Linked DNA regions of Homo sapiens: region 1 is linked to region 2. A link is a loop called in an ENCODE intact Hi-C map of the cell type or tissue named here. Cell type or tissue: GM12878. All regions are shown on one strand. Links, peaks and the distances in the headings refer to the core of each region. The heading gives the core; the rest is flanking DNA.

Region 1 (9,926 bases), core at 1,381-9,380, 1.3 Mb before region 2:
CCCTCACCCCCACCCCAGGTATACCACCGGCAGGTATAGAGGTTTTTACATACTTATTTCTTTTTAAAATAAACCTTATTTTTTAGAACAGTTTTAGGTTTACAGCAAAATTGAGCAGAAGGTACAGAGATTTCCCATATATCACCTACCCCTACAACATGCACAGCCTCCCCCACCATCAAAAACCTGCAGGGAGTTGTCCATTTGTCACAGTCCATTAACCTGCATTGATACATCATCATCTCCCAAAGTCCATAGTTTACATGAGAGTTTGCTCTTGGTGCTGTGTATTCTGTGGATTTGGAAAATGTAGAATGACGTGCATCCATCATTGAGGCATCACACAGAGCAGTCTCACTCCCCTAAAAGTCCCCTGCACTCCACCTGTTCATCCCTCCCTCCCCCAACCCTGGCAACCACTGATCTTTTTACCGTCTCCATAGTTTTGCTGTTTCCAGAATGTCGTCTAGTTGGAATCGTGCAGTCTGTAGCCTTTTCAGATTGGCTTCTCTCGCTTAGTAATGTGCATTTAAGGTTCCTCCATGTCTTTTCATGGCTTGGTAGCTCATTTCTTTTTAGCACTGAATAATACTCCACTATCTGGTTGTGACATGGTTTATCCATTCATTTACTGAAGAACATCTTGGTTGCTTCTAAGTTTTGGCAATTATGAATAAAGCTGCTATAAACACCTGTGTGCAGGTTTTGTGTGGATATAAGTTTTTTTTTTCAACTCCTTTGGGTGAATACCAAGGAGCATGATGTATAGAATTTAAAAAATTGGGAAGCAGGTGAGGCACGGTGGCTGATGCCTGTAATCTCAGCACTTTGGGAGGCCAAGATGGGAGGCGTGCTTGAGCCCAGGAGTTTGAGACCAGCCTGGGCAACAAAGTGAGACCCCCAGCTCTACAAAAAAATTAAAAAGTTAGCCGGGTGTGGTAGTACACACCTGTAGTCCCAGCTACATGGGAGGCTGGGGCAGGAGGATCCCCTGAGCCCAGGAGGTTGAGGCTGCAGTGAGCCATGGTTATGCCACTGCACTCCAGTCCAGGTGACAGAGCAAGACTGTCTCGAAAAAAATAAATTTAGAAACTACCCAAGTTGTGGATTTCTGGTTTCTTGTTAAACGTTGGAGGATCTGGATGGTATGTGTCTGATGGTGCAGTCAGCACCGCTGCTGCTGTCCTTTTGGGTTGGGCATGTGCCACCTCTTCAACTCCTCTCTGCGCCCCCCTTCTATAGTCTTTACTCTGCCTCAAGTGCACTCGTGCCTAGCCATTTGAGTTTGCAATCCCTGGAGGAGATAGCGTAACACTTCTCACGTGGGGAGCCTTGAGAATGGTCCAACTGCATCACTACGTGTCCCTGGTAGTCCTGGATTTGGTAGATGTGGTTTAGGTGCCCTGGAGGTCCCTGTAGCAACATGTGATTTTCCTGTGGCCTGGTTTTGAAGTGAGTGTGCCACAAGGTTGGTAGAATGGAGTGAATTGCTGACAAGCGAGTGAGTGGGCCTAGCCTGCCACCTGCCACCCAGCTCTCAGTACCCCTGTTGGGCTTGGTTTTGTTCCCAGAATCCAGTCTTGATGATTTGCCTGACAGTCTGCTCCTTCCCAGGTGCAGGAGTTTGTTTTAATTCTCCTTTCCTTCTATGGACTGGACGCATTTGTCTACTAATTCATTCACTCATTGAATTATTCAGCATGTATCCACGAATTATCTATTAGGCAAACACTGCTTTCGATGTCAGAGATGCAGAGATTAATTAGATCAAGTCCTAACTCTTAAAATTCTCTTATCTGGTGGAATAAAGACCCTTCAAGGGTTATACTGTGTTTAGGAGGTCTGTGGTAAGGAGCAGCAGCTGTCAGGAGGCAAGGGTGGGGCAAAGGGGTGGGCTTGTGTGGGAAGGTGTTAGGGAGGCTTCCTGGAGAAGGAGATGTTTTGGCTGCAGAGAAAGCTGCTGTTAAACAACACGGAGTAGCTAGATAAACATCCATAGAACTGCAGGGATGTGGTGTGGATGGAACTGAGTGTAAGGAGAGTGGCAGTTGAAGAGATGACTGGGTGAGAGCCAAGCTCAGAGTAGCCCTGCCCAATAGAAATAGGACGAGCCGCCTAGGCGATTATAAACTTCCTAGAGCCACATTCAAAAATGGAAAAGGACACAAGCTAAATAACTTTTATTTTATTATTATTATTTTTTGAGACGGAGTCTCACTCTTGTCGCCCAGGCTGGAGAGCAGTGGCACAATCTCGACCCGCTGCAACCTCCACCTCCTGGGTTCAAGCGATTCTTCTGCCTCAGCCTCCTGAGTAGCTGGGATTACAGGCGCCCTCCACCATGCCCAGCTAATTTCTTTTTGTATTTTTTTTTTTTTTTTTTTTTTTGAGACGGAGTCTCGCTCTGTCGCCCAGGCCGGACTGCGGACTGCAGTGGCGCAATCTCGGCTCACTGCAAGCTCCGCTTCCCGGGTTCACGCCATTCTCCTGCCTCAGCCTCCCGAGTAGCTGGGACTACAGGCGCCCGCCACCGCGCCCGGCTAATTTTTTGTATTTTTAGTAGAGACGGGGTTTCACCTTGTTAGCCAGGATGGTCTCGATCTCCTGACCTCATGATCCACCCGCCTCGGCCTCCCAAAGTGCTGGGATTACAGGCGTGAGCCACCGCGCCCGGCGTTCTTTTTGTATTTTTAATAGAGACAGGGCTTCACCACGTTGGTCAGGCTGATCTCAAACTCCTGACCTCAAGTGATCCACGCACCTCGGCCTCCCAAAGTGCTGGGATTTCAGGCACCTGGCTCAATTTTTTTTTTTTTTTTTTGAGATGGAGTCTCGCTCTGTCACCCAGGCTGGAGTGCAGTGGCGCTACCTCGGCTCACTGCAACCTCCACCTCCTGGGTTCAAGCGATTCTCCTGCCTCAGCCTCCTAAGTAGCTGGAATTACAGGCATACGCCACCAACCATGCCCGGCTAATTTTTGTATTTTTTTTAGTAGAGACAGGGTTTCACCATGTTGGTCAGGCTGGTCTCAAACTCCTGACCTTGTGATCCGCCCACCTTGGCCTCCCAAAGTGCTGGGATTACAGGTGTGAGCCACCGCACCCAGCCTTGAGCCACTGTGCCTAGCCCACCTGGCTCAATTTTAATAATGTATTTTATTTAACTCAATATATCCAAAATATTGTCATTTCAACATGTGGCAGTAGCCACACTTCAAGTGCTCAATGGCTACATGGACTAGTGGCTACTGTAGTGATGGGACATTCTTCTAGAACGTTCTTTCTATTTTTTTTTGAGACGAAGTCTCATTCTTTCACCCAGGCTGGAGTACAGTGGCGTGATCTCGGCTCACTGCATCCTCTGCCTCTGCCTCCTGAGTTCAAGTCATTCTGGTACCTCAGCCTCCCAAGTAGCTGAGATTACAGGCTCATGCCCCCATGCCTGGCTAATTTTTGTAGTTTCGGTAGAGATGGAGTTTCGCCATGTTGACCAGACTGGTCTCGAACTCCTGAGGTCGAGTGATCCGCCCACCTCAGTCTCCCAAAGTGCTGAAATTACAGGTGTGAGCCACCATGCCTGGCCTCTCTAGAATGTTCTTTATCCTCATGCCTCAAGGAGGGAGTGACACAGTGGGTTTTTGTTGAAGAAATACCCTCCAGCTCCTGGAAAAGTGGAAAAGTGCCTGAGGGAGGGAGGTGGGGAGACCCGTGGAGGCAGTGCAGGAAGCACCGACCTAGGCGTGAGACGGAGAGGAAAGCTCAGCTATGAAGGAGGATTGTTTTTTAATGACTGTCTCCAAAGGAAGTTGTGATTCAGCCTCCTGAGAAGATGTGATATCAGCAGGAATCCCCACTCCTCGTGAGAGCCCCAGAATTGTCTTGAGCCCTAAGACAAGGATATAAATTTAGGGAAGTCATCATAGACAATTTTGCTCTCAAACTCAGGGTGCTTGACTGGGCACAGTGGCACACACCTGTAGTCCCAGCAATTCGGAAGATCAAGGCGGGAGGAACGCTTGCGCCTAGGAGGTCAAGACTGCAGTGAGCTGTGTTTGCACCACTGCACTCTAGCCTGGGTGACAGAGCAAGACCCTGTCTATAAATAAAACAAAACAAAAAGCCACCCAGGGTGCCACCATCCGCAGCCCCATGTCAGGTTCAGATCCCATCCCTCCCTCCCAGCCTGCATTTCCAGAGGCCGTCTTGACTCCTTGACTGAGACAGCATCCACCTTTCTGCTCTCTGCCTGTTTCTCACAGATGGGGAGGGCTGAGCTCAGGGGCCGACTTTGAGCCACTGTCCCTGGGGCTCTGTCCTTGTCCTGAGCTACCCCTCAGTTCCAGCTGCAGATCTAGAGCTGCACCCTGAGTCAGCAGTGGGACCTGAGTCTCAAAACGGCAGAGGAGTCCTGGCTGTCTGCTGAGGTAGTGCATGAGGAAATGGATTCCTCGTGCTGGCTGGGTGGCCTCTGGCCTGTCATTTGTCCTCTTTGGACCCGTGCTTCTCACAGCATAGTCTGTGGACTGCATTGGCTCTCAAAATATTGTTACTTGTCTATATGGAGACAGGTACAGTAAGTACCTGCTGAGAATGTAAGAGTAAACATAGAGACTTTTGGCAGGGTGCAGTGGCCCAAGCCTGTAATCCTGGCACTTTGGCAGGCCAAGAGGAGAGGATCGCTTGAAGCCAGGAGTATGAGACCAGCCTGGGCAACATGGTGGAATCCTATCTCTACAAAAAAATACAAAAAATAGTCAGGTGTGGTGGTACACGCTACTCAGGAGGCTTAGGTGGGAGGATGCCCTGGGTGGGGAAATGGGGAGAGATGTTGGTCAAAGGGTAAAAGTTTCAGTTAGACAGAAGGAATACCTTTTTTGAGGTCTATTGCACAGCATGGTGACTATCCTTAATAATAATGTATTGTATATTTCAAAATTGCTAACAGTGTACATTTCAAATGTTCTTACCACAAAAATGGTAAGCGAGATGATGGATTTGTTAAAATTAGCTAGACTTTATCATTCCACATTGTATACATATATCAAACATCACATAAGACCACATAAATGTATGCAATTAATAATAAAAAATTATAAACAGGAACAAAAGACCAGTGGCAACCTGGTCCTTCTTCAGAGAGGGCTTGGGAAGTCCTGCCTCCACCCGCTTTCCAGTGGGGTGAAAGGGAGGTGAGCCTTGCAGTTCTCCTTTGGGGCAGGAGGGGGCGGCAGATACACGGGTAATCCATCTTTCCCTGCAGGACCGGTTCCTTCATTCTTCAAGCATCCTCCATTTGGCACCTTCTGGATGCTGGGGACACAAGGAGAAAGAGAGGCTTTCTCCTTCTTCCTGTTTTGCCTCAGTCCAGGGCAAAGCCACCAGGGAGAGTGTCCAGGAGAGCTGTCTACATGGAGATGACACAAAACGTGACCCCTGCCAGGGGCTCTTCTCCCAGGAGGTGTAGCTGCGTGGCTTGAGTGTATAGCAGAGGCCTGAGTTGGGCTTTCTGGGTTCGAATCCTGGCTCCTTCTCTAGTTGCTGTGAGACGTAGGAAAGGCTTTGGAGTCACCCCCAAGCCCAGCTTCTTCAAGTGTAAAGGGGGCATGTTAATGGTAGCTGCCCTACAAGGGTATTGGGGGATTAAAGGATAATTCTTTTTTTTTTTTTTTTTTTTTTGAGATGGAGTTTCACTCTTGTTGCCCAGGCTGGAGTGCAATGGTGCATTCTTGGCTCACAGCAACCTCCGCCTCTCAGGTTCAAGTGATTCTCCCACCTCAGCCTCCCAAGTAGCTGGGATTACAGGTGCATGCCACCATGCCTGGCTACTTTTTTTGTATTTTTAGAAGAGACGGGGTTTCACCATGTTGGTCAGGCTGGTCTCAAAGTCCTGACCTCAGGTGATCTGCCCGCCTCGGCATCCCAAAGTGCTGGGTGTGAGCCACTGCGCCCGGCAGGAGATAATTCTTATAGAGCACTTAATACTGTGCCTGGCCTGTACAGACACCTGCCCAAGCAATGTGTTCATTATTTTTGACAGTCTCATCCTGTCTTGCTTTCTCTCAGCTCCTGTGAGGTTGAGAAATGTCACTCTTCTTTGATAGGCACTTTTCCTGAGGGCAGCCAGTTCCGCCAGTCACTCTGACTGTTGGACCCTTTGACATAGTGAGATTTGGCTCAGTCCTCACCTCCTCCAGGAAGTCTGCCGAGATGATCCCAAGTCCTAAGAGCCTCCTCACTGTAGCCTCGTTTTTTCAATGATTAATTCCTAATTTGTCTAATTTCTTCCTCCTGCATGTCACCCCAGCCCTGCACAGACTCTGCACGTTCCATAGTGTACAAGGCATTGTCCTAGCCATCTTGCTGCCAGAAGACACTGTGAGGGTTGCAAGCCTGGCACCGGGAGCCAGCCTGCCTGGGTTGGAATTCTGGCTCCACCTCTGGCCAGCTGTGTGGCTTTGGGCAAGTTGTTTGACTCCTCTGGGCACCCAGCCCTTGGTTTCCCTGTTCTATCTTGCATATTACTGTGATATGAGTGAAGTAATGCAGGTGAAGGCCAGGTACCCGCATTGAGCAAGTGCCCAATAATCCCAGCACTTTGGGAGGCCGAGGTGGGCGGATCACTTGAGGTAAGGTGTTTCAGACCAGCCTGCCCAACATGGTGAAACCCCATCTGTACTAAAAATACAAAAATTAGCTGGGCATATTGGCGGGCACCTATAATCCCAGCTACTTGGGAGGCTGAAGCACGAGACTTGCTTGAACGTGGGAGGCAGAGATTGCAGTGAGTCCAGATCGCACCACTGCACTCCAGCCTGGGTGGTAGAGTGAGGCTCTGTCTCAAAAAAATATATAATAATAATAATAAAAAATAAATAAATAAAAGTCAGGCCAGGCGTGGTGGCTCATACCCGTAATCTGAGCACTTTGGGAGGCCGAGGCACGTGGATTACTTGAGGTCAGGAGTTCTAGACCAGCCTGCCCAATATGGTGAAACCCTGTCTCTACTAAAAATACAAAAAAATTAGCCAGGCGTGGTGGCACACGCCTGTAGTCCCAGCTACTTGGGAGGCTGAGGCAGAAGAATCATTTGAACTCGGGAGGCAGAGGTTTCAGTGAGCCAAGATTGTGCCACTGCACTCCAGCCTGGGCGACAGAGCGAGACTCCATCTAAAAAAAAAAAAAAAAAAAAAAAAATTCAGCAGAAGAGAACACTGCGGCTCAGGAAGAAGAGCTTGATTATTAAGTACCTACCAAATGCAGGGCCCTAAACATACACTATCTCATTTTTTCTTCCCAGAAGAAAGGTAGGCACTTTTGTCTCCATTTTGCACATGAGAGACTCAGTTGCACAAGTCTGCAGGACCACGGAGAACAGGAGTTTTTCCCGATATGAAGTATCTGACAGTTAGTATCTGATACAAAGTCCAGAGTTCCTCTTTGCCGGTTTTGTGATGGAAGGATAAAAAGATGTGGGTTTTTTGGGGTCCCCTAGGCATAGACCTAGAAGGCCAGAAATAAACATTTATTTTCCTCTCTGTTTTGCCTGAAAACCAAGAGGGCTTTCAAGAGGATAAAGGTGTTAGTGGGAAAGTGGGGGTCTCATTCGAGGACCCCCAAGGGTCTCTTGTAACAGGTGGCCCTGCAGCATTAAAGGCTCTTGCAGAAGAGCGTGGGAGTGAGCAGCAGGGGGCGCTACGCCCTCGGCAGAGAGACGCAGCTTCCCTGGGGAAACAGACCCCGGGCTTTGAGTGCTTAGGAGCGGAGCTCAGCCTGAAATAGACAGGCAGCAGCATCCCAGCCCACTCACCTACTGAGGAAACTTGAACCTGAGAGCTGAGAGCTAGAGGGACCTCCCGAAATCAGGATCAGTATGGTCATTGCAAGCACTGGCTTTGGAGTTTGTGGATTTGTAATTGAAAATCCGCTCAGCACTTTCTAGTTACGTGACCCCGGGCAGGTACTTAACCTCTTGGAGCCTCAGTGGCCTCATTGAACAAAAATTAACACCTGTTTCATGGGGCTCTCAGGAGGATCAAGGCAATGATGCGTGTAAATTTCTTAGCATAGTGTCTGGCATCTATGAGCACTCAATGAAGGGCAGCCAGTGTTGCTATTAAGGGTCATGTGATTTGCAGGGTAGTCCCAAAGAGGCGAGGCCCCTGCCCTTCAGTGTCTAGAGCCCCTGTGCTGCTGTGGACACCTGCTTTGGTTCTTCAGTGGGGCTCACTTTCTGGGACACTGGAGTATCTGAGTCTCTTTCTGCCAAGGAAACTGCCCACGCCCTGACAGACTTGCTTGTCTCCAGATGCCTAAGAATCCCATTTGGGCCAACAGGTTTGCTGGAGGTCAGTGGGGAGGAGGAGGGCAGTGTGGTCCCTGCTCTGCTATGAATTTGCTGAGGCCTGTGTTGCCTGGAATAAGTCCCTTGCCCTCTCTGGGCCTCGATTTCTTCACTTAGATCCAGAGGAGCTGCAAGAGATAAGTGTTGGGATCCCTCTCAGTCCAGCTTCAGCATCCTGCGAGTGCGTCCCCATCCAGGAAACATATGTGCATTTTAACGGGGCCCTTTGCTGGCTAAATGTGAAAGTGTGGTTTGAGGTAAAGAACAGATAGGCTTCTAGCTAAGGCCCATGGACAAGACAGCTTTTGGACAACTTTTCTCAGTAAAGAGGTGGCATGGGCCTTCCACACTGTCCAACATGCCTTTCCTCTGTCCCTCCTGGATTACATTGTCCCCAGGATCAGGGTCCCTATCCTCTCTCCACACCACTCAGCACAGTCTGCTGTAAGGAAGGGTCTGAGAGAGTAGTTTTCCCTAAGGCATGAATGACTATTAGGGATGGAGCTACCCATTCTGAGGAGATTTGAACTTGGGCAGGCATAGTTTTTTATCCAGAGAAATTAGACTCTATTTATGAAATCCCAGCAAGAGACTTTGAAACTGGAAGGATGTTGCCTCCATTCAAGTCACAGCAGCCTCATTGCCTGGCTTTGCTCGGGCAGGTGTGGCTGCCAGGGCAACTGGTTCAAAAACCTGTGGCACACAGAACGAAGAAGAATGAAGACACTGGACGTCATCAGAATCACAAACTTTTGTGCTTCAAAGGATACCATCAAGAAAGTGAAAGATTATCCCACAGAATAGAAGAGAATATTTGCAAGTTGTGTATCTGACAATAAACTTGTATCCAGAATATGTGAATAACTCTTACAACTCAACAACAAAAAGACAAATGCCCAATTTAAAAATGGGCAATGGACTTGAAAAGACATTTCTCCAAAGAAGATATACAAATAGCCAACAAGCACATGAAAAGAGCTTGGTGTCATTAATCATTAGGGAAATGCAAATCAAAACCACAATGAGATACCACTTCATACTCACTAGGATGGCAATTATTAGAAAGATGGATAACCATAGGTGTTGACGAGGATGTGGGGAAATTGGAGCCCTCATGCGTAGTGGGTGGTACTGCAGCCACTTTGGAAAAACAGTTTGGCAGTTACTCAAAGAGTTAAACAGAGTTACCATATGACCCAGCAATTCACTCCTAGGTGTATACTCCAGAGAATCAAAAATAGATCTACACAAAACCTCCTATGTGAATATTCATAGCAGCATTACTCAAAATAGCTAACAAGAGGAAATACCATCCATCAAATGATGAATTGATAAATTAGTATATATCCATACAATGATTTGAATAAGTGAATTCAGCCATTAAAAAGGAATGATGTACTTATACAGGCTACAACATAGATGAACCTTGGAAATATTATGCTAAGTGAAAAACCCAGAGACACAAAAGGCCACATACTGTATGATTCCATTTATGTGATGTCCAGAATAGACAGATCCATAGAGACGGAAGTAGATTAGTGGTTGCTGGGGCTTGAAGGAGAGGGGGATGGGGCATGACAACTAAC
Region 2 (9,926 bases), core at 1,075-9,074:
GGCAATTTTCAAAAACTGTTTCTATGTGGGATGGGGGTGGGGTGATCTCAAGGCTGCCCCGCTGGAGGCAAAGAAGCCTGGTTCAAATCAGGAGCTGAGTCGCCCCTCTGGGTCTGTCATTAAGCGATTGTGTGACCTGGGCAAGAGCCTCCACCTCTCTGGCCTGTTTCCTCACCTGGGATTTAGTATGATTGGCAAGGCCTCCACGCATGGGTGGCCAAGGGGCATGTTGAAATCCACTGTGCACTCTGGCATGAGCTGAAACCAGGAAGAACAATTTTTCCAATTTATACCAAAACATTGTTCTGCCAGCCAAACCCACAGCCTCCGGAGATGGGACCACTCAGAGAGGTCCCTTTTTCTCCTTCATATGTAGGAATTTCCTGGGCAAACAGTGGCACTGAAATGAGGTGGTGTGGAGGCAAAGAGGACCAGGTCGGAAAGAAAGGGTGAAGCCACCCTGGGGAGAGTCTTGGATGCTGTGATAAAGAATTTAGACTTGTTGTTGAAAGAAATGGAGAGCCAGATCTGCCTAAGGTCACTTGCCTGCCCCCAAGGCCTTCTCCTGACCACTTGCACAAGGGAGAGCCCCTGCTTCCACCGACACCCCACTTCCCAACACAGCAGGCTGTCTCAGCCACCCTGGGGGTGAGTGCTGGGTTTTGGCATGAACTTCATTATGCCTGCTGCGATGGGAAGGAGCTGAAACAGCTCCAGCACCCACTTCCATGTCCAACCTTACCTAGGTCCGCTGAGGCTGGCCCAGGTACACAACCCAAAGTAGGGGGCAGCTAATGCCCCATGGTGTGAACTTTGAGCAGTGAGAGACCCAAGTAACAGATAGGTTCTTGATGATTCTCCCTAACACACTGCTCTGAGGTGCAATGGCTTTATGTGGCCTCCCCAGAGACTCTAGTGTGGCTTGGTGATTCTTTCTATTTCATGGGGTGCCACAGCCAGCTTTATTATCCCACTTTGTTGGTTTTCACTATTTCTTTTTTTCTTTTCTTTCTTTCTTTTTTTTTTTTTTTTGAGACAGACTCTTGCTCTGTCGCCCAGGCTAGAGTGCAATGGCACGATCTTGGCTCGCTGCAACCTCCGCCTCCCAGGTTCAAGCGATTTTCCTGCCTCAGCCTCCCGAGTAGCTGGGATTAAAGGCATGTGCCACCACGCATATGCCACCACGCCCGGCTAATTTTTTTTATTTTTAGTAGAGACGGGGTTTCACCATGTTGGTCAGGCTGATCTTGAACTCCTGACTTCAAATGATCCACCCGCCTCAGTCTCCCAAAGTGCTGGGATTACAGGCGTGAGCCACTGCACCTGTCTGGTTTTCACTATTTCTCTGCCTCATTTCCTCTTCCTCTCACACTTCATAAGCTTTATCATGCGAGTGCTGCCTTTTTTTTTTTTTTTTTTTAGGAGAAATGGGTTATGATAGAGGGCCGGGCAAGGTGGCTTATGTCTGTAATCTCAGCACGTTGAGAGTCTGAGGCAGGTGGATCACTTGAGGTCAGGAGTTTGAGGCCAGCCTGGCCAACATGACAAAATCCCTTCTCTACTAAAAATAAAAAAATAAAAAAAACATATACTGGCCATCTTGCTGGCCCTGTCTAGTGAGGGTTTGCCACATTCGTAATGTTACATTTCTTGCTTTTGAGTATGTTAGAACAAACTCATACGCCTTACAAATATTTGGGCAGTAGAATCAAGAGAGCATGGAGTCAAACAGGCCACTCTTCGAATCGTAGTCCCATCGCTCACTATCTCTGTAAAGTTCTCTAAGAAGACCTGACTTCTCCATCTCTTAGTTTCCTCCTCCATGAGATGAAGATAATCAAACGTACTCCATTGAGTCAGTGGTGATCAAATTAAATGAGATGATGTACGTGGGTTACTTAGCATATTGCTGGACATACAGGATGAGCTGGCAAGGGTGTTTTTGTTGTAATGATTAGGAAAATTGAAGCGTAGGAGACTTTTGGGTCAGTGTCCTGGGAACAGCAACTGCAGAGAGGGACTGCAGGACTCAGGCCTGAGGGAGGGGCAAAACGCCAGTGGCTGAGGCCAGTCTGAAAGATTTCCCAGACTAGATTCCAAGTGTGGGGATGGGGAATGACATGAACAATAATCCAGGTCTCCTCTGGAACCCATTTCATCTCCAAGGCTGCATAGGCCCACTGAGCCACCCACGCTGACCTCAGCCCAGAGCAGATCTGCCTCCTATCCCTGAATGATATTTCCACCGCTGCTCCTGTCCCCATTTTATCCTTAGAAAGAACAGGCTTCTTGCCTGCTTGTTTTCACTGTGGCCTTGGTATTGAAAGCTAAAGGCATGATTTGGCAGAAGGTAAAGCCCGGGGAAACCTAGGACAGAGGCTCTTGCTGCCCACAGCCTCAGCAGCCTGCAGACACATCTGATGCCAGCTTGGATGTCAGAGACTACAAGGTCATTGTCACACGTGCATGGTGGTGCTACCGCTTGAGCCCTTTGTTTATTTTTATTGTTCTACTGCTACCGGTGGTAAGAGACTACCAGTGGGGAAAGGTGGGAAGGAGAGGGGAAGAGATTTCTACCCCTTCCCCATTTCCCTGTGTCTTTACTGCTGCCCCACATCTGGAGCTAAGCAGTTGGGTTTGAGGGAACTGAAGCAGGCTGGAGAATGTGGTACTATGGGTCATAGACAGGCTTAAGGGAGGCCTTCGTTTTGTTCTGTTTTTGTTTTTTTTTTTATGATGGAGGAGTGTGCACATGGAAAGAGCCAGAGAGAGAGAGAGAGAGAGAGGGAGATGAAAGCTGGTAGAGCAAAGACCCCGAGGAAATATGTGAGGGGTGAAGGCACTGGAATCCAGGGCACTGGGGAAGAGATTCTGGTGTCTATATAGATGGCGCACCCAGTTCTCTGACACTGGTGGGGAGGATGTGAGGGCTGGCAGACCTAAATATTTTTGTGGGAGGGAGGCTGGAAGTAGAGGGATTTCATGCCAGATGGTCTCAATTTTCTTTCTCTTTCTTTCTTTCTTTCTTTCTTTCTTTCTTTCTTTCTTTCTCTTTCTTTCTCCTTCCTTCCTTTCTTTTTGACAGAGTCTCACTCTGTCACCCAGGCTGGAGTGCAGTGGCACGATCTTGGCTCACTGGGCTCAAGCAATTCTCCTGCCTCAGCCTCCTGAGTAGCTGGGACTACAGGCGCACGCCACCATGCCTGGCTAATTTTTGTATTTTTAGTAGAGACAGTGTTTTGCCATGTTGGTCAGGCTGGTCTCGAACCCCTGACTTCAGGTGATCCACCCACCTCAGCCTCCTAAAGTGCTGGGATTACAGGCGTGAGGCACCGCGCCCAGCCAGGCAGGATGGTCTCAATTTTTGCTGGGAGCTAGGAGGCAAAGCCATCTGCTGAGAGGAGACTTGAGGTAAGGATGGAAATTAAGGAGTAGTGGGGAAGGTCTGGAATAGCCATCGTGGGGACAGGAAAGGATGCTTCCTAGAGGCAGGTCAAAGGATTGTACAGATGCACTGAGGACTGTGAATTTACAATTTATCCCTGAGCAGCACTGAGCAGTACAGACCTGGGGTCCAAAAAGGTAGAGGATGGGATTAGCCCCAGGATTGCTACCTATGCATGAGACCTACAGACATTATTGTGGAAAGTATCTTGAGCAATGCTTCATGTCTAAATAGTTATTAAGCCCAGACCTTTCTAATTCATCTCCTGGGAGCAGTCAGAAAGTAAGTGGCTCGGTCAGAAGGTAAGTGGCTCACACCATCGGGCCATCCCACCCCCGTGTGCCACTTCATCTTCCTCTGCCCCCAGGGTCAAGTGACTGGTATTGCGGGCAGCTCAGACGCTGCAGGAGCAGATGGCCAAGTAGGTAACCCCTGCCTCTTTGGCATGATCTGTCTGTCTGTGACCCCTGCACATGGACCCCAGGGGCCACACACAGCCAACACAGAGCGGGGGCCCTGATTGCCTGAGTTTATGGGCTCTTTAAACACCAGGCTTATAGTCCTTCATGTAGCCGGGCCCAGATCTCAGCCAATCAATCAAAAGCCGGTCATGGGATGTCACTGTGCTTCCTCTCCAACACATGGAGAAGGCCAGCCTCCCCGGTGCCAAGGCCAACATCCCTGGTCCCAAGGCCAGCTTTATTAAGTGGAGCTTGTTCTTAGAGGTCTTATTAATTGATATACACCCAAATGTATCTGTGTTTCCACAAATCAGTTGTTTCCCAAAAGTCCCCCTGTGGATGAAAAAAGCTAGGGGACAGGGTGACTTGGAAATATGTCTCCTGGCATAAGGCAGATGATTTATTGGTAGAAAAACCAAATTGGGGTCATTTACTGTCCTTACATAAAATAGTTTCATGCTTGGTACTGACCTACCTTTCCAAGATCCTGTGAGCATGCAGATGTCAACCAAGCAGCTCAGCCTTCTAGGAGAGACATGAGCCATGTGAACTCACTATGTTCTCACTTTTTTTTTTTTTTTTTTTTTTTTTTTGAGACAGGGTGTTACTCTGTTGCCCAGGCTGGAGTGCAGTGGTACAATCACGTCTCACTGCAGCCTTGACCTCCCAGGCTCAAGCAGTCCTCCCACCTCAGCCTTCAGAGTAGCTGGGACTACAGGTATATGCCACCACACCCAGCTAATTTTTTTAAAATTATTTTTTGTAGAGATGTTGGTCTCACTATGTTGCCCAGGCTGGTCTGGAACTCCCGGGCTCAAGCAATCCTCCTGCCTCGGCTTCCCAAAGTGCTAGGATTTACAGGCATGAGCCATTGCTCCTGGCTCCACTTATTTAAAAAGATAAAGGGTGAAAAATAAAAATCGAGGAAAACTCACCTAGCTTCGTCGTTTATCAACCGTGCATCCTTTTCATTTTGGCAGTTGAGACTTGAGCATTGTTCTAGAGTGAGTCTTGAAATGTTGCCATCTTGTGGTAGAAGAGAGTAACTGCTTGTTTACTCTCTGTGGTCGTATTTATTTCAAGTACTGTATTTGTTGAGGTCCGCTCTGTATCAGGCACTGTACAATAATTGCAGTCATAACTTTACATTAAGAATAAGGGTCTGCTAGCCGGACGCGGTGGCTCAAGCCTGTAATCCCAGCACTTTTGGAGGCCGAGACGGGCGGAACACGAGGTCAGGATATCGAGACCATCCTGGCTAACACGGTGACACCCCCGTCTCTACTAAAAACACACAAAAAATTAGCTAGGCGTGGTGGCGGGCGCCTGTAGTCCCAGCTACTCGGGAGGCTGAGGCAGGAGAATGGCGTGAACCCCGGGAGGCGGAGCTTGCAGTGAGCCGAGATCGCACCACTGCACTTCAGCCTGGGCGACATAGTGAGACTCCATCTCCAAAAAAAAAAAAAAAAAAAAAAAAAATAAGGGTCTGCCTATGCTGTGGGAGCCTCTTCCTGGGATTGGTGGTGACTGCCATTCCAGACCCTCCATACCAACTGCATCGTGGGAAGCCAGTACCCTCACACCCCATTCTATTTGAGGTTTTACCCAGAATCTTGGATGCTGAAAGGAGCCTGATGGAACAATGCTACCTTAGTCTGCATCATTCATTTCAGGTGAATCAAAAGGTGACTTTTTCCAGCTGTGGCAATTTCCCAGTGGTTCTCAGTCCTGGCTGCACATTGGAATCACCTGCAGGCTTTTAAAAACCACAATGCCCAGGCTTTACCTCCCAGAGACTCTGATTTAATAGTGCAGGGTGAGGCACTGGTATTTTTATAGCTCTCTGGGTCAGGAATGAGAGATGCTATAACATTTAGGACGGGTCAGTCATCACCATTTTTATTGCTATTATAACTGGAAGAATTACCCTCCCAACCTTCCTGCATGCGCATACACACACAGACACACACACACACACACACACAGACACACACACCTCTGCCCCCTCACCACATTGGGACAGAAATTGGAGAACAGCATGCATGGCTCCATCATCTAAAAACTTCATTTGTCTCTCACATTATAAATAATACTTTCCAAGCTTTTGGGGCAATGGGGCGGGGGGGGGGTCTTTGAGACGCTTTACAAGTTACTAGCAAAGGTATATGGCCAACAGGCCCCTTTTCTTATTCTTGGTCAGTCGAAGGGAGCACCATTTGAAGGTAGGATGGATGGAAAATTGAGCAAAAGAATACATTCTGGTCACCAAAACGATGTAAAGTGAAACTCCAAGGCACAGCCTGGTAGAGTATGGACAGTTTGGGAAAAATAAGGTTTGTTTTCTTTTTAAAGGTAAAATCTATGCTATTTCTGGGAATTAATGTTTGTCAGGGGAGAGTGTGTGCATGCACCGACTATTATTCCAGGAGCATTAGGAGGAATAAAGACATCTCTTTTCCATTCACTTTGGTAGGGACAACTTAAGGGGAAACAAGCATGAATCCCTGCATCCCCGACAGCTCGTCTGGCTCTGAGGGACTTGGAGAGCCCAAGTTTGTCTTGGACCAGTTTGATGAGCTACCAGGTGCAATTCTGAATGGAATAACTAAGACTTGGCTAAATCAACTCTCGGGGGGAGTTGGGTAGGGTGTGGGAGAGCCTTGTGTGACAGACCAGTCCCTGTAGGTGGGAGGTGAAGTTTCTCAAACACAGGAGAGGATACATACCTGTCTTAGTGGATTTTTTGCTGCTACAACAGAATACCATAGACTGGGTAATTTATAATGAACAGAAATTTATTTGGCTCATGGTTCTGGAGGCTGGGAAGTCCAAGATCAAGTTGCCACATCTGGGAAGGCCTTCTTGCTGTCATAACATGGCGGAGGGCATCACACAGGCAAGAGTGCACACACGTGAGAGGGAAGGGGGCTGAAGTAATCTTCTCAGGAGGAACTCATTCCTGCAATAATGAACCCAATCTCATGAAAACAGTATCAATCCACTCATTGGGTACAGCCCGCATGGCCTCATCTCTTAGAGGTCCCACCTCTTAATACTGTTACACTGGGGATTAAGCTTAATGCCTTTTGGGGGACACATTTGAACCACAGCAACATTCCAGAGGGGGAAGGTTTGAAGGAGGCTGTGTCTCTGAAAGGAAGGTAGATATAAAGTCAAAAGAACAAGATTAAAAACTGAAAGGCACCACCTAAAGAGTCTCCAGTTTTCCATGGAAAACCATTCAATGAAATGTTTAATTCATTGAATGGTTTTCCTTGGGAGCACAAGAAAAATGGTATTGATGGCCATTTAAAACTTTTCTCTGATATGTTGTGACTTTCTTTAATTTTCCCACCTTGAGTAAAGTTGGATATATTTATTCACTTTTGTGTGGTTATGTCATGAAGACAGGAGAGACACATTTGCTGCCTCCCAATGCTCGGAGATCATTGTGCAGGAAGCAGCAGGATGCTGGGGCAGGCTTGCCCAGTGATGACCTGAACTGGGGACCACAAGGAACCAAGAGCTGCCAGAAGACAAAAGAGCTCAGAGGGATGGAGGCCAGGGGAAAACTGAGATGTGGGAGTAGGAAGACAACTCCACCCCACCACCACTAAATACAGGAGCACGTGACCCTTAAGAAGAATGGGAAAGCTGCCATTTAGGTTACAGCATAAATTCCTTCTTTACTGAGATAAAGGTGTGAACCCTGAATATTTGATACAAGTCTCAGTTCATCTAGAAAGTCTATTTTGCCAAGATTGAGGACGCAGGCCTGTGATACAGCCTCCAGAGGTCCTGATGACATGTGCCGAAGGTGGATAGAGCACAGTTTGGTTTTGTACATTTTAGGGAGACATGAGACATCAATCAACATATGTAAGATGAACATTGGTTCCGTCTGGTCCAGAAAGGTGGGACAACTGGAAGCCAGGGAGGGGGCTTCGAGGTCGTGGGTAGATAAGAGACAAATGGTTGCATTCTTTTGCCTCTCCAAAGTGACAATCAGATATGCATTTATCTCAGTGACTTTGAATAGAATGGGAGGCAGGTTTGCCCTAAGCAGTTCCCAGCTTGACTTTTCCCTTTAGCTTAGTGATTTTAGGGGCTCAAGATATTTTCCTTTCACAAATGGGAAAGAGAAAGGTGGTTGACAGAGAAGGCTGATCTAGAGTTATGATTTTTAACTCAATTCATTTTGGGTGGCAGCAGGATATTCAAGCAGAGACTTCCCATAGATATGAAGACATATGTGATAAGGAGAAGGTGCGAATTTAAGACCAGTGGTAAAAATTGGAAAATGTAAGTAAGCAGAATGAAAATTGTCTAGGTATGACAGGTTTGAAGTCATAGACCAAGTCCTAGCCCTTTATTTTATACGTGAGGAAACTGAGACCAGAGAGTGGCAAGGACTACTGACATCCTTGAGACAACAGAGCTACTCCTCCTGGCATCCATGGTTTGACTCCGCCTCTCCTCACTCCCAACTCAGGTCTTGTTTTTGTCTTCTGTTTGCCCAGGTGTCATTTTGGTCCTGGTAATCTGAACACGGACAATGGTGAACACATGAAAAGCACTTCGCGGGACATGCTGGGGAACCCACTAACCAATAGTCTTTTATTGACTTTCCTTGTGTTACTGGTTTAAACAAATTTTTTTTGCTCTTTTTGTTTGTTTTCTAGTAGAGTAGTCACCAATGTTTGTGTAGACAGAGGGTTAAATCTCTGAGTCAGAACTCCCCGCTTTCTTTCAGCATATTCAAAGATTTCAGGATGCATGAGCAAAAGGTATCAAATGGTTTCCATTTAAAAGGGGACTTGAAATTGAGCCATAGGGCTTGGCTGCAGTCCTCATGCTAAGAGATTTCAATGGGGACAGGCTAACCTTTTTATTGAGGAGATGTTTGCCCATTACCAAGAGGAGAAATAAAGCAGGAAAGAGGTGCAGAGGCATCCCAGGAACCAAATGAAATGGCCTCTTTAAATGGCCATTGTTACTATTTCCAACATATTTTTTTTTTTTTTTTTTTTTTTTTTTGAGACAGAGTCTCGCTCTGTTGCCCAGACTGGACTGCAGTGGTGTGATCTCGGCTCACTGCAACCTCCGCCTCCTGGGCTCAAGCGATTCTCCTGCCTCAGCCTCTCGAGTAGCTGGGATTACAGGTGCCCGCCACCAGGCCCGGCTAATTTTTGTATTTTTAGTAGAGGTTTTGCCATGTTGGCCAGGCTGGTCTTGAACTCCTGACCTCAGGTGATCTGCCTGCCTTGGCCTCCCAAAGTGCTGGGATTACAGGGGTGAGCAACCGCGCCTGGCCTCTAACAGATTTTTAAACTCATTTTCTTGTTTTTTTCTTCCTTAGGTAGAAGATTATGAAATGTGCAAAAATTGATCATCTGGTTTCTTTTCCTAATATTTATATTTCTTATTTATATTTCTTATTTCATTCTCTTGCTTAGTGACTTTGAAAGCACTTCCAGAAGAGAATACAAAAGCAGTGCTAATGCCAGGCGCCTTTGTCTTTTCTCTGATGCCAGGAGAATGCTCATGAGTGTCTTCCCTTGAGCGTGATGCCGGCAGTCATTTGATGTGCACGTGGAAGTTTTTGGTTATATTATGCAACTACCCTTCCATTCTCTTTTTGGTGCTCTGGTTGCATGGAAAAGTTATCTGGTGGTGATTTCTGAGACTTTGGTGCCCCCATCACCCAAGGTATCCTTCTATTCTTATATAAAACATTGCTATTAGGAGTAAATGTTACTTTTAAAAATTGTTTTTATGCATTTATTGAGACTTTTTTCTTTTTGTGTTCACAGCCTGTCAAATTTTGAATAATCTCACAATTTTTTGCAGCTATCCCGCAACCGCAAAGGAGGAGGAATCGGCCTCCCTCAGCTCAGGCTGAAGTCTTTCTCTTTTTAAAAATCAGGATTGATGTCTTTGCAGCCATTTTATGAATAGACTTGGGGGTTTGGGTTGGCATTTTTGCTGCCAGCAGGAGGGTCCAGCAAACAGACTCCTCT

Evidence for each region. Hi-C counts contacts between places; a loop is a spot of excess contacts. Peaks named below come from ENCODE experiments on the same cell type or tissue, not always from the same donor. Only the 100,000 strongest peaks of a DNase experiment are listed, where the experiment ranks them.
Region 1: it touches region 2 in a loop (9-fold over the local background); 16 of 110 quality-filtered maps call a loop at or near these places.

The regions. Positions count from the first base shown.
Region 1 is chr15:69,470,731-69,480,656 of GRCh38, forward strand. No RefSeq gene overlaps it. Among named protein-coding and RNA genes, the nearest start is that of LINC02896, 13 kb to the left of the region's middle. In GM12878, for the core only: CTCF peaks have their summits at 5,224 (motif pointing right) and 7,683 (motif pointing right); no DNase peak of the experiment used is centred there.
Region 2 is chr15:70,807,311-70,817,236 of GRCh38, forward strand. No RefSeq gene overlaps it. Among named protein-coding and RNA genes, the nearest start is that of LARP6, 42 kb to the right of the region's middle. In GM12878, for the core only: a CTCF peak has its summit at 4,937 (motif pointing left); a DNase peak (open chromatin) is centred at 4,919.